Linked DNA regions of Homo sapiens: region 1 is linked to region 2. Evidence: chromatin loops called from intact Hi-C (ENCODE). Cell type or tissue: mucosa of descending colon. All regions are shown on one strand. Links, peaks and the distances in the headings refer to the core of each region. The heading gives the core; the rest is flanking DNA. Region 1 has its middle 22 kb from the start of LINC02616. Region 2 has its middle 45 kb from the start of MIR4801.

Region 1 (5,394 bases), core at 193-5,192, 220 kb after region 2:
TGAAGGATTGCCTGAACAAAGACTCTAGATAAAAAAATAAATTCCCACTTCTTTTAAGTAGGTTTGTATATTCATCCATCTGCAACATAAAGCATAACAATTATAAAATTCAGAGTTGAGGCATCTTTCCCGATAGGGAAATCAGGAAGTGACTCTCAGGATAAGGGTGAATGGATAATGGGGAGGCAGAGCAACACTCATTGGATCAATCAGCTAGTTGAACCAGCTATGAAGAGAATTTATATCTCGTGACTCAATGATCGCTGCACTTTTCTGCCTTGATAACTTCAGAGAAAATTTTGTAAATTCTGAAGACATTGGAGTATCTTATACAAGTACTTGACACACTTTCACATTTAATTTATCATTTCATGGGATCTAGGGTCATTGTAGACCTCCAGAAAATTCATTAAGAATGTGATAATAACTGAAAACAACATACACATAAAATAGCTGGTTTTTCTCTCTACCTTCTGAGTTTCTACCGTGGAAAGAACACTTTTGAGTTTTGAGTCACAGAGAATTACATATGTACAGTTTCATATTGTTGTTTTGTTTTCTTTTTTAAAGAGTGGCTACCTAAATTGTTTTAAATCCTTAGAAAGATCTCTGAAGCATAAGTAAATTCTGAGGGATATTTTTCTTTTGTTGACATTTTAGAATACAGAAATTATTACCATAAGAGTCTACTACATAGCTTACTATTTATTGGGAAAATAAAAACTGAAGACATCCTGTGCAGTGAAGTGTTCAATGACATTCATTTTTTTTTCAAATCAGTTTGACTACCTTGCATAACTTGCTAATTGAACCTATCTAAATAAATGGTCTGTCAGAACTCAAAATGTCTGTCCATATAAGCAGAGCAAGTATTAGAGGAAGAGATGAAGATGACTATTAATATGCTCCTTGGCTTATTCTTGTTTAATGATGTTTAAGTGTATGTATGTTGGGCATGTATTTACTATTTAAATGGGAAGGATTTGACAATTGTGTAGAGCTATGACTTAGATGTATAGTTCTCTGGACTTGCATAGATAGAAAGTCTTTGCATTGGCCTTTCTAGAGTTTTATTACTAGCTAGCTAATAAATTTTCCCCTTTTAACTTCCTTTTCAATATTCCTAACTATCAATTTATATTACCTCTATTCTGCTACTGATTGCAGTCTCTAATGCACACTCATTTTATATTAATAGTTATATTTTCACATCAGGACATGACATTTATTGCCTTGAGAACACTGAGTAAACTGGAATGCCATTCCAGGATGTATAAATGTACCTACAATAGCAAGATGACACAAATCTGAATAAATAAGAAATTACAAAGGTCAGCCAGAATGAAAGTCACAGTTGGTAAACAGTAACAAAAGAATCTCCAGAAATAAAAGTAACAAAAGTAAGATTACAGTAATTTGCAATACAAATAAAAGTAATGGAAAATGCATATAATCTAGAGGCTGTTGAAGAGGAGGAGTTAGAAACAAAATATTGGTGTGATTTAGATTTTTTTTTAGCAAGATTCAATGAATGCACCAGGTAGAATACAACTGTGTTGTTGAATTAACAAAAAATGGGGAAATAAAACAGATGTTTATTGTCAATTACAGTTACAATTCAGTTACTATGCTACTTACTAGATGTGAAAGTTAAACAATGCTAGATAACTTTATACAATGTGGCAGCTAAAATAAGGCATGAATGTGATTTGGAAAGACAACCAAAAAATCAATATAGACTAAGAGATGGATAAAAGTTAATAGCTGAATTCAAACATTGCTCTATATTATAAATGTGAAATGAAATTAAAATTTAAAAATGTAATTCAAAAGCATGTGCCGAGAAAGCACATAAAATATAAGGAGTTAAAAGATTTAAGAGAAAACCAATATTCACCCATAAACACCAAAGAAAAGGACAGTTATAAGGAAAAATAAAAGAAAGCCAAGGACATAAAACTTGGTTGGGGGAAATTCCATGCATAAATCAAAATGGCAGTGTTCAGAAAGTGGCGATACTGATGCAAGGTTGAATATTTAAATTTACCAATGAACTAGTTCTGTGTCACTAAACCCAACGGCCATTTTTTTTCCCCCTCATCTCACTTGACCTATTATAGGTTTTGACCAAATTGATTTCTCCTTCCCCTTTGATGCACTTTCTTCTCTTAGCTTTTGAAAAAAACCACACACATCCTTTGCTTTCCTTCTAACTCACTGGGCGCTCCTTTCCGGTTAATCTCCCTCTTCGTCCTGACTTAAAGTTGTATTGCCAAGGCTCAGTCCTTGGTCCACACATGAACTCTCTTGTTGGAATCATCCAGGCCAGTGGCTTTGAGTACCATCTATCTGCTGGTGACTCCCAAATTTAAACCTCCACTCCAGACCTTTGTACTTGAACTTCAGATTCATATACACAACTGTCTAACAATTCTGCTTGAACGTATCCTAGACTGAACGCCTGATCTTCTTCCTGGAACCTTCTCCATCCAGTTTTCCTCATTTCAGTTGAGGAAATTCCATCTTTTGAGTTGCACAGGCCAAAGTCATCCTCTATTCCCCCCTTTCTCATGTTTTCCTTATTAAATCCATCAAGAAGTTCTTTTTTCTCTACCTTCAAACAATATCCAGAATTTAACTACTTTTTAGCACCTCTTACTCTGATCTGAGCCCCCATCTGTTGTCCCTGGATTACTGCAACCCTCTCCAAATTGGTCACCTGCATTTATCCTCTTCTCTCTATAGTCTGTACTCTATACAAAAATAGAATCATCCATTTGAAACTTACATCTCAGTAGACTGTTTCTCTGCTCAGAATTCTGCAATGGCTCTTCCCTGTACTCAGCAGAAGCTAAAGTTCATATAATCACCATGTGTCAGGCTGTGTATGACTGAGTGTGCTTCCTCATTACCTCTCTGACCTTATTTTCTACAGCTCTTCCCTGCTTGCACTACCCTGGAGAGCTACACTTATGTCCCTGGTCTTCCTTGAACACATCAGGCACGCTCTCACCTTTGGACTTTTGCTCTAGGTGTTGCCTCTGCCTGGAAAGCTCTTTCCCCAGCACCTGCTTGGCCAACTCTCTCAACTCCTGAAGCCTTTGTTTAAATCTCACCTTGTCAATGAGGCAGACTTTGATCATTTTAAAAACTGCAACTTGGCAACAGCCCACACCACTACTATTCAAGATTACCCTTTGCCCTCTACTTTTTCTTTTGTTCCAAAACATTTGTAACCTTCTAACACACCACACAATTGTTTATCATATCTATTATTTATTGGTGGTCTCCCTTGCTAGGATATAAGATCCATGAGTAAAATTTTTTGACTGTTTTTCCCTCCAATGTATCCAAAGTGCATTGAATTAAATTACTTATTGAATTGAATTAACTTATCCTCATATAATAAACTTCCACGTTTACAAGCTATGTACACATTATTTTTTATGCCACTTGGAATGCCTCAACACACTCCTGAAAATAACATGCATATTCGGTATTCGTTCCAGGCTCATCACTGTCAGTATTTAAAACTCTGTTGGTACCAGGTTCTAATTAAAAGACCAACAACAGATATGTGACATTAAATTTACAATTGTGTATTAGGTACTAATAAATTTTAAAAACTGGGTTGTGAGAAATACGAGAATATAAAAACATAGTTTTTAAAAATTTACTAGTCTAGTAGGGAAGAGTGAAATAATTTTTGTATTTATCTGACCAGTAAATTTTCTCCTAGCTGTAGTCCTCCATTGCCTTTTCTAAAGCTTTTTGGAATTGTAGTAGATGAAACATCTTGTTACCAGGCTAACTCTTCTTTGGATATTAATGAAACTGCGAGTTCACTTAATTCTGGCTTCTTCAGGAGTTCCCTGGACGCCAAGCTAGCATGCCTAGTTAAACCAATAGGCTTTCAGTATTACAATCTAGGTGCATACTTTTAAGAAATCGTGATTGGAACCTCAAAATCATTTAAAGTCAACGAAATATTACCAAAATATTACCACTACATTAACATATAATGTTGTATAGTGCTGGGATATTTTTTAAATGTTTGAATAATACTTGAAACAAAGTAATAAAGTACACAATCTGTCCCTGGTTGGCATGACTGAAACTATATCCATGGAAACAGAACTCAGTGACCATGAATGCTAATCCATCTGCATTTTCGCAAAGAGGTACACAATGAAAATCTCAATTATAACTACATGTTTGGCAAATGCAATCTCCTGTTCAAATTTGTAAGTGAGTGGCTTGCTATTTTAAAACATACAAGAAAAATGGTATCAAGATCCTATCCATTTCAATCTTTTAGAATTTGGGGATCGGCCCTACCTATAGTGAGTAGACAGCTAAGAATGATAGAATTTTGGCACTGGTTGAACACTTACATAATACTCCAATGGTCGTGCATGTGGCATGGGGTTTGGTTTAAACAGCAAGATAGTTGCCTTATAACCCAAATAGCTGCCCACGACTGCCTGTCAGACTAAATGACTGATTTTATTCTTCATGCTGCTTTAAATTCCTTCATTCACAACATCCATTTCTTCCTGAAGTTACTTTTAAAATAAATTACTAACTGTTTTCTGATAACTACAAGCTGAGTGCAGATAGCCTGTGAAAAGGAGAGCTTTGTTTCAGAAAAAGAGTAGGGAGAAGAGAATTCCTTATATAACATGATGTACAGTAATAACAACCTATACCTATACCTGCATCTAGATCTGCACCTATGCCTATATCTATCTACATTGGAGTGAGAGCCACTTAAAGAATACAGACGTTTTCATGGGACACAGGTTTTTCCACACTCAAGATGCAAATAGTTACACTGAGTCCCATGGGGGAAAGTGTATATTTTTACAAATTAGATGTCATATGTAATATAATGACCTATTTTATTGAATATAAGAATGCCAATGAGAAACATGATATTATTTATTGGTCACTTACATGTTAGCATGTTTAGGGCACATTTGAGAAGTAGTCATCTGGAGTGGTGAGAGAGGGCATCCCTGTCTTGTGCCAGTTTTCAAAGGGAATGCTTCCAGTTTTTGCCTATTCAGTATGATATTGGCTGTGGGTTTGTCATAGATAGCTCTTATTATTTTGAGATACGTCCCATCAACACCTAATTTATTGAAAGTTCTTAGCATGAACGGTTGTTGAATTTTGTCAAAGGCCTTTTCTGCATCTATTGAGATAATCATATGGTTTTTGTCTTTGGTTCTGTTTATATGCTGGATTACATTTATTGATTTGCATATATTGAACCAGCCTTGCATCCCAGGGATGAAGCCCACTTGATCATGGTGCATAAGCTTTTTGATGTGCTGCTGGATTTGGTTTGCCAGTATTTTATTGAGGATTTTTGCATCAATGTTCATCAAG
Region 2 (5,394 bases), core at 72-5,071:
AACAATTGCAACAAAAACAAAAATTGACAAATGGGGCCTAATTAAACTAGAGAGCTTCTGCACAGCGAAAGAAACTATCAACAGAGTAAACATACCACCTACAGAATGAGAGAAAATATTTGCAAACTATGCATCCAACAAAGACCTAATATTCCGAATCTATAAGGAACTTAAATAAATTAACAGGCAAAACATAACCCCATTAAAAAAGGGGCAAAGAACGGGAACAGACACTTCTCACAAGAAATACATGTGGCCAAAAAGCATATTAAAATACTCAACATTACTAATCATTAGAGAAATGCAAATCAAAAGTAGAGTGAGATGCCGTCTCACATCAGTCAGAGTGGGTATAATTAAAAAGTCAAAGAATAACACATGCTGGCGAGGCTGCAGAGAAAAGGGAATACATGCACATTGCTGGTGGGAATTTAAATTTAGTTTAGCCACTGTGGAAAGCAGTTTTGTGATTTCTCAAAGAACTTGAAACAGAGCTAACATTCAACCCAACAATCCCATTATTGGATATATAACCCCCAAATTAGAAATCTTTGTATCATGGCCAGGCGCAGTGGCTCACGCCTGTAATCCCAGCACTTGGGGAGGCCGAGGCGGGTGGATCACGAGGTCAGGAGATTGAGACCATCCTGGCTAACACGGCGAAACCCTGTCTCTACTAAAAATACCAAAAATTAGCCGGGCGTGGTGGCAGGCGCCTGTAGTCCCAGCTACTCGGGGAGAATGGCGTGAACCTGGGAGGCAGAGTTTGCACTGAGCAGAGATCGCGCCACTGCACTCCAGCCTGGGCGACAGAGCCAGACTCCGTCTCAAAAAAAAAAAAAAAAATTGGTCTATCATTTAGACACAAGCACACATATGTTCACTGCAGCACTATTCACAATAGCAAAGACATGGAATCAACTTAGACGCTCATCAATGGTAGACTGGATAAAGAAAATGTTGTACATATATACCATGGAATAACATTCAGCCATAAAAAGAATGAGATCATGTCCTTTGTGGCAACTCCAATGTAGCTGGAGGCCATTATCCTAAGCAAACTAACATGGTAAATACACAAAACCAAATACTATGTGTTCTCCCTTATAAGTGGGAGCTAAACATTGAGCGCACATGGGCACAAAGAACATAGACATTGGGGCCCACTGGAGGATGGAGGGTAGAAGGGTGAGAATTGAAAAACTATCTTTGGGGTATTATGCTTATTACCTGGGTGATGAAATAATCTGTATACCAAACCCCTGCAACATGCAATTTATCTATATAACAAACCTGCACATGTACCCCTGAACCTAAAATAAACGTGAAAAAAAAGATCAGGCAAAGATGTTAGGATAGTTTGATAAAATAATTGTGCAAAAAAAAAAAAAAAAAAACAAAACCAAATTCCTAGTCCTAGTCTAGTCCTAGTCCAAATTCCTGTCCTAGTCTAGTCAATAATACAATCCCCTTATGTTTCCTACATGGTAATGGTTCAGAGAAGAGCTTTGTCAGTAACTTTCATGGAAGCAAGTGGGATGGATGGAAAAGGGGCATGACACAGAGGAACTTGGAGACATTCTCATTCACCCACTGGTTATTTTCCATGGGTGCTCTGATTTTTCTCCTCCCAACTTAAAATCTGCTGTGATTTTAAAGATCAAATAGAAAGGAATGCCGCTGATCTGTAATTGCTCAGGACACTTCGCAGCTGCCCTCTCAGCAGGTCCCTCTGTGTAACTTGTTTTCTCATGACTGTAACTCCAGTAAAGTGATTTTTAAGACTCTGGGAGTTTGGTAAATAGAATTGAGTTGAACCGTGATTCAGAACACCAGGCTATCATGTGGACTCAATGCAGAAGTTGTCACATGCTACAGGGGAAATGACTCCAACTGTGGAAATATCAGCCAATAAAATGTGCCTTTCTATATATATAGTGCTCTTCTGGGTTATTATGGATATTCAATGAGAGTAATAAGGAAGTGAGGAGAAGTGTGGGGAAAAAGCAACTCTATCAGAGGGTTAGAGCTGCCGCTGAGTTTTGTATTGTAATGATTTTCACAGTTGGGGCTTCTGTTACAGCCCTGGTATTTTCTAGTTGGGTGGTCTTGTCACTTCCCCTTCCTAAGCCTCAGTTTCCTTATCTGTGCAGTGGGGTTGGGAGGGGATGATACCATTAATCTCACAAGATTTCTGCGATGGACAATTGCAAGAGATTCAGAATTTATCAGTGCTTACTCCTGTCCCTTTAGGTTTCTTCTTTCACAGCAGGGAGAATAATTGTGCGTAAGATGGTTTAGATTTTTCAGGATGAGAATAATTATTTTAAAATTCTTTTCTAAAAGTTCTTCTTTTAAGCTTTTATATTTCTTTAAATTATTTCAGACTTAAGGAGAAAACCCCACTTTCTTTCTTCTTAGACGTCTTTAGAAAACCATGTGATAAATATTAATATTTGAATTCATTTTTCTTTTGGGAGGATTTTGAATACCAGGTTAGAGTAAAGGGAGAAGGCGTTCTGATTAAATTTCAGACTTGCTTCGTCTATTGGAAGCATGGCTCAGTGGTGTCCAGAAACAGTCATGAGTTCAGCAGAAGGAAACACCAAAGAGATGCAGGTGAAAACTTTTGGCTAGGCTGGATGGATACCAGCAGTGATGATTCCCTGAAGACTTCAGATGAGGCTGTGATGGGTTATGACCACATCTGAATGCAGTAGCTTGTATCAAGCCATGCAGATTAGGTTCAGAAAATGTTCTTAAAGAAGGCAAGGGTGCAGAGAGAAAGAAGAGTTGGAGGATGATACAGGATGACAATAACAAAAATAATTACAGCTAAGAAGTATTGACCTACAACAATGTGCTAATGATAATATGCTAATGGCTAACATTTATTTAGAACTTAGTATGGGTTGAGTGTCATTCTAAGGGGAGCTGATCATGTCCCAAAAAAGACAATCCCAAATATTGAAATCCCAAGAGATTAAAATCCTGAAAATGTAATTCCGAAAAAAATTACACATTATTTAGAAAATACTTATTTCTATTTTAAAAGGGCATTTATTTGAGCAACATATGAAAACATGAGAGAACATTTCACAGTCCATTTTACACAACAAAATAGTCAATAATAAATACATATTTTTAGAAGCATAAACAATCAGGTATATCAAGAAGAGTTACATAAGTATAAGAGTTATGAGCAGATGAACCATATTCATAAAGAAATAGGTCAAAAAGGGAGATGTATAAATACATCTCACTATGGCTGGTGATTGTTTGCACCCATCTTTAGAAATGTGGTCATCTGAAATAGTAACACACAACCTAAATCTTTCGACAAGATTGATCAAAAACTGTGATAGGTCACCAACACATATGCAGTTGCCCAAACAGCCAAAATCTTGAGAAATTTTGTCTTTTGCAAATGCAGATGTACAAAAAAGACATCTCTTCACTTATTGAGGAAGTTTCAACATTTTTACATGCATGCACTATGCTTACACACAAAGGCAACATTGTGGTAATGCACTTTTGTGGAGTGAAATTTGCAAAAAATGCATGAAACAATTAGAACTCTCTTAAAATCTCTGCACAATTTATACCTCCAGTATTGGAAATGATGCAAAGACAAAATACATAGCCACTCCTAGCTCCTTAAAGCACAATTAATTTCCAGATAACAACCGTAACAAGGTAATAGTTCCTCCTGATCCCGGTTTTTGGGATATTAGACATTAGGGATTTTGATCTTTTAGGATTTCAACATTTGGGATTATGGTATTCAGGATTGTGTCTTTGGGGATTAAGATCCACACTCCATGCTAAGTGCTTTATCACTGCTGTCTCATACAGTCTTCAAAATAACCCATGTGACAGTTTTCTATCATTATCCTCACCTTACAGAAAGGAAGACTGCAGTTTCTAAAGTTTAAGTAACCTCTGCAAGAAAGTAAATAGTCAAGTCACAATTTGAACCCAGCTCTGCTTGATTATGAATTCTGTTTCTCCCCTTCTCCCCCAGCTTTGCTGTAGCATCCCTATGTTAATGAGGTTGCAAGAGTCGTTTGACTCCTCAAAGAGAGATCAGACATGAGACAGCAAAGGAATAAAGCTGGAGCAGTTAAGGGAGGGGCATAGATATGGGAGAATTTAGATTATGTAAAATCAACTTGCTCTGAGGCTGCCTCTGGTTTAACCCGTAAACATGGAGGCTTCTCTGGCCCTTTCTTGGTCCTAATTTCTTTGCCTCCTATTCGGCCATTCTGGTTGACCATGAATCTCACTCCCAGATACAACAGAACCAACTGAGACTCCATTCTGTTAGTTGACCAGAATGTGATTTAAAAAGTGATGAATACTGAGATCAGGAGTTCACCCTATTCAAGAAATATATTGTCAAAGTTGGCCCCTTCCATTCCTCTTGAAAGATAGGGTGCTAAGGGAAAACAGTTATAATGCCTTTAAGCTAGTACCCACTTCATTCAATGCCAGAGAAATCTCATAGACAGACAAAATTTCAGCAACCAAAAGTAGTTTCAAAGCAATCCAAGTCATTTATACATATTCTTATATTTCCTAAGCATCATGATTCTTAGAATCCCCACACAATTCTAAGTATCTCCAATTTCCTGTCGCAAGTACTGCTTTCATATCCTGCAGCTGTTCCTATGCCTCTTATTTTAAAACTCCTTTGAAAATTTCTCTTCTAGCCCAAGTCTACATGGTCTTGTCCTTTCTCTCTTAACCCTTGTTCTGTACCCTTTGATAGTGGAGAACCCAAAAAGAGTAAGAGAGTCAAGGCTGAATCCTGATTAGCAGTCTACATGAGGAAGAAGCCTGGGAAAACTCTTAACATTAATAACTTTTGTCCCATCACCACCATAAAAGCATTTGTTGACCACCAGCACGTGAAGAGTTTGGAAGGGAGGGCTCAAAATGGGTAGAGCCACTGCTTTCACATACGGTGTAGAAAGCATTGTGGTGGCACTAGGAGACCAGTTTGCCCTCTTTGAAATGCAAGTTCTCAGTTTCTGATTATCCAGAAAGTCATGAAAGGCTACTAGTTTAAATTTAATTTTGCACTGGAGAATGCTTTTAATGTAGGCAGTCTCATCAAGTCAGCCCTCAATCATGCTTAAATGCTTACTGAGGGACATGTTTGGCCTCCAGAAGGAATTCGTACTCAGTAGTTTAGGAGAACCCCCAGTAAGATAAATGAAAGCATTTTTCTCTCACACAAAAAAATCAGATGTATTATTGCTTCAAGTCAAACACCTACAGTGTTTGTCTCATTTATCTCTGTAATTGTATCTCATTATGGTTCTTTTAACCCTAGCTCCACTGCAGTCTTGTTCAGTGCAGAAAGCAAATGTTTAATAATTTGAGGCCAGA

The links. Hi-C counts contacts between places; a loop is a spot of excess contacts. Peaks named below come from ENCODE experiments on the same cell type or tissue, not always from the same donor. Only the 100,000 strongest peaks of a DNase experiment are listed, where the experiment ranks them.
Region 1: a loop joins it to region 2, with 9 times the contacts of the local background. A loop is called at or near these places in 1 of 110 quality-filtered maps.

The regions. Positions count from the first base shown.
Region 1 is chr4:36,977,299-36,982,692 of GRCh38, reverse strand. No RefSeq gene overlaps it. Among named protein-coding and RNA genes, the nearest start is that of LINC02616, 22 kb to the left of the region's middle. In mucosa of descending colon, for the core only: no CTCF peak of the experiment used is centred there; a DNase peak (open chromatin) is centred at 3,032.
Region 2 is chr4:37,194,604-37,199,997 of GRCh38, reverse strand. No RefSeq gene overlaps it. Among named protein-coding and RNA genes, the nearest start is that of MIR4801, 45 kb to the left of the region's middle. In mucosa of descending colon, for the core only: no CTCF peak of the experiment used is centred there; no DNase peak of the experiment used is centred there.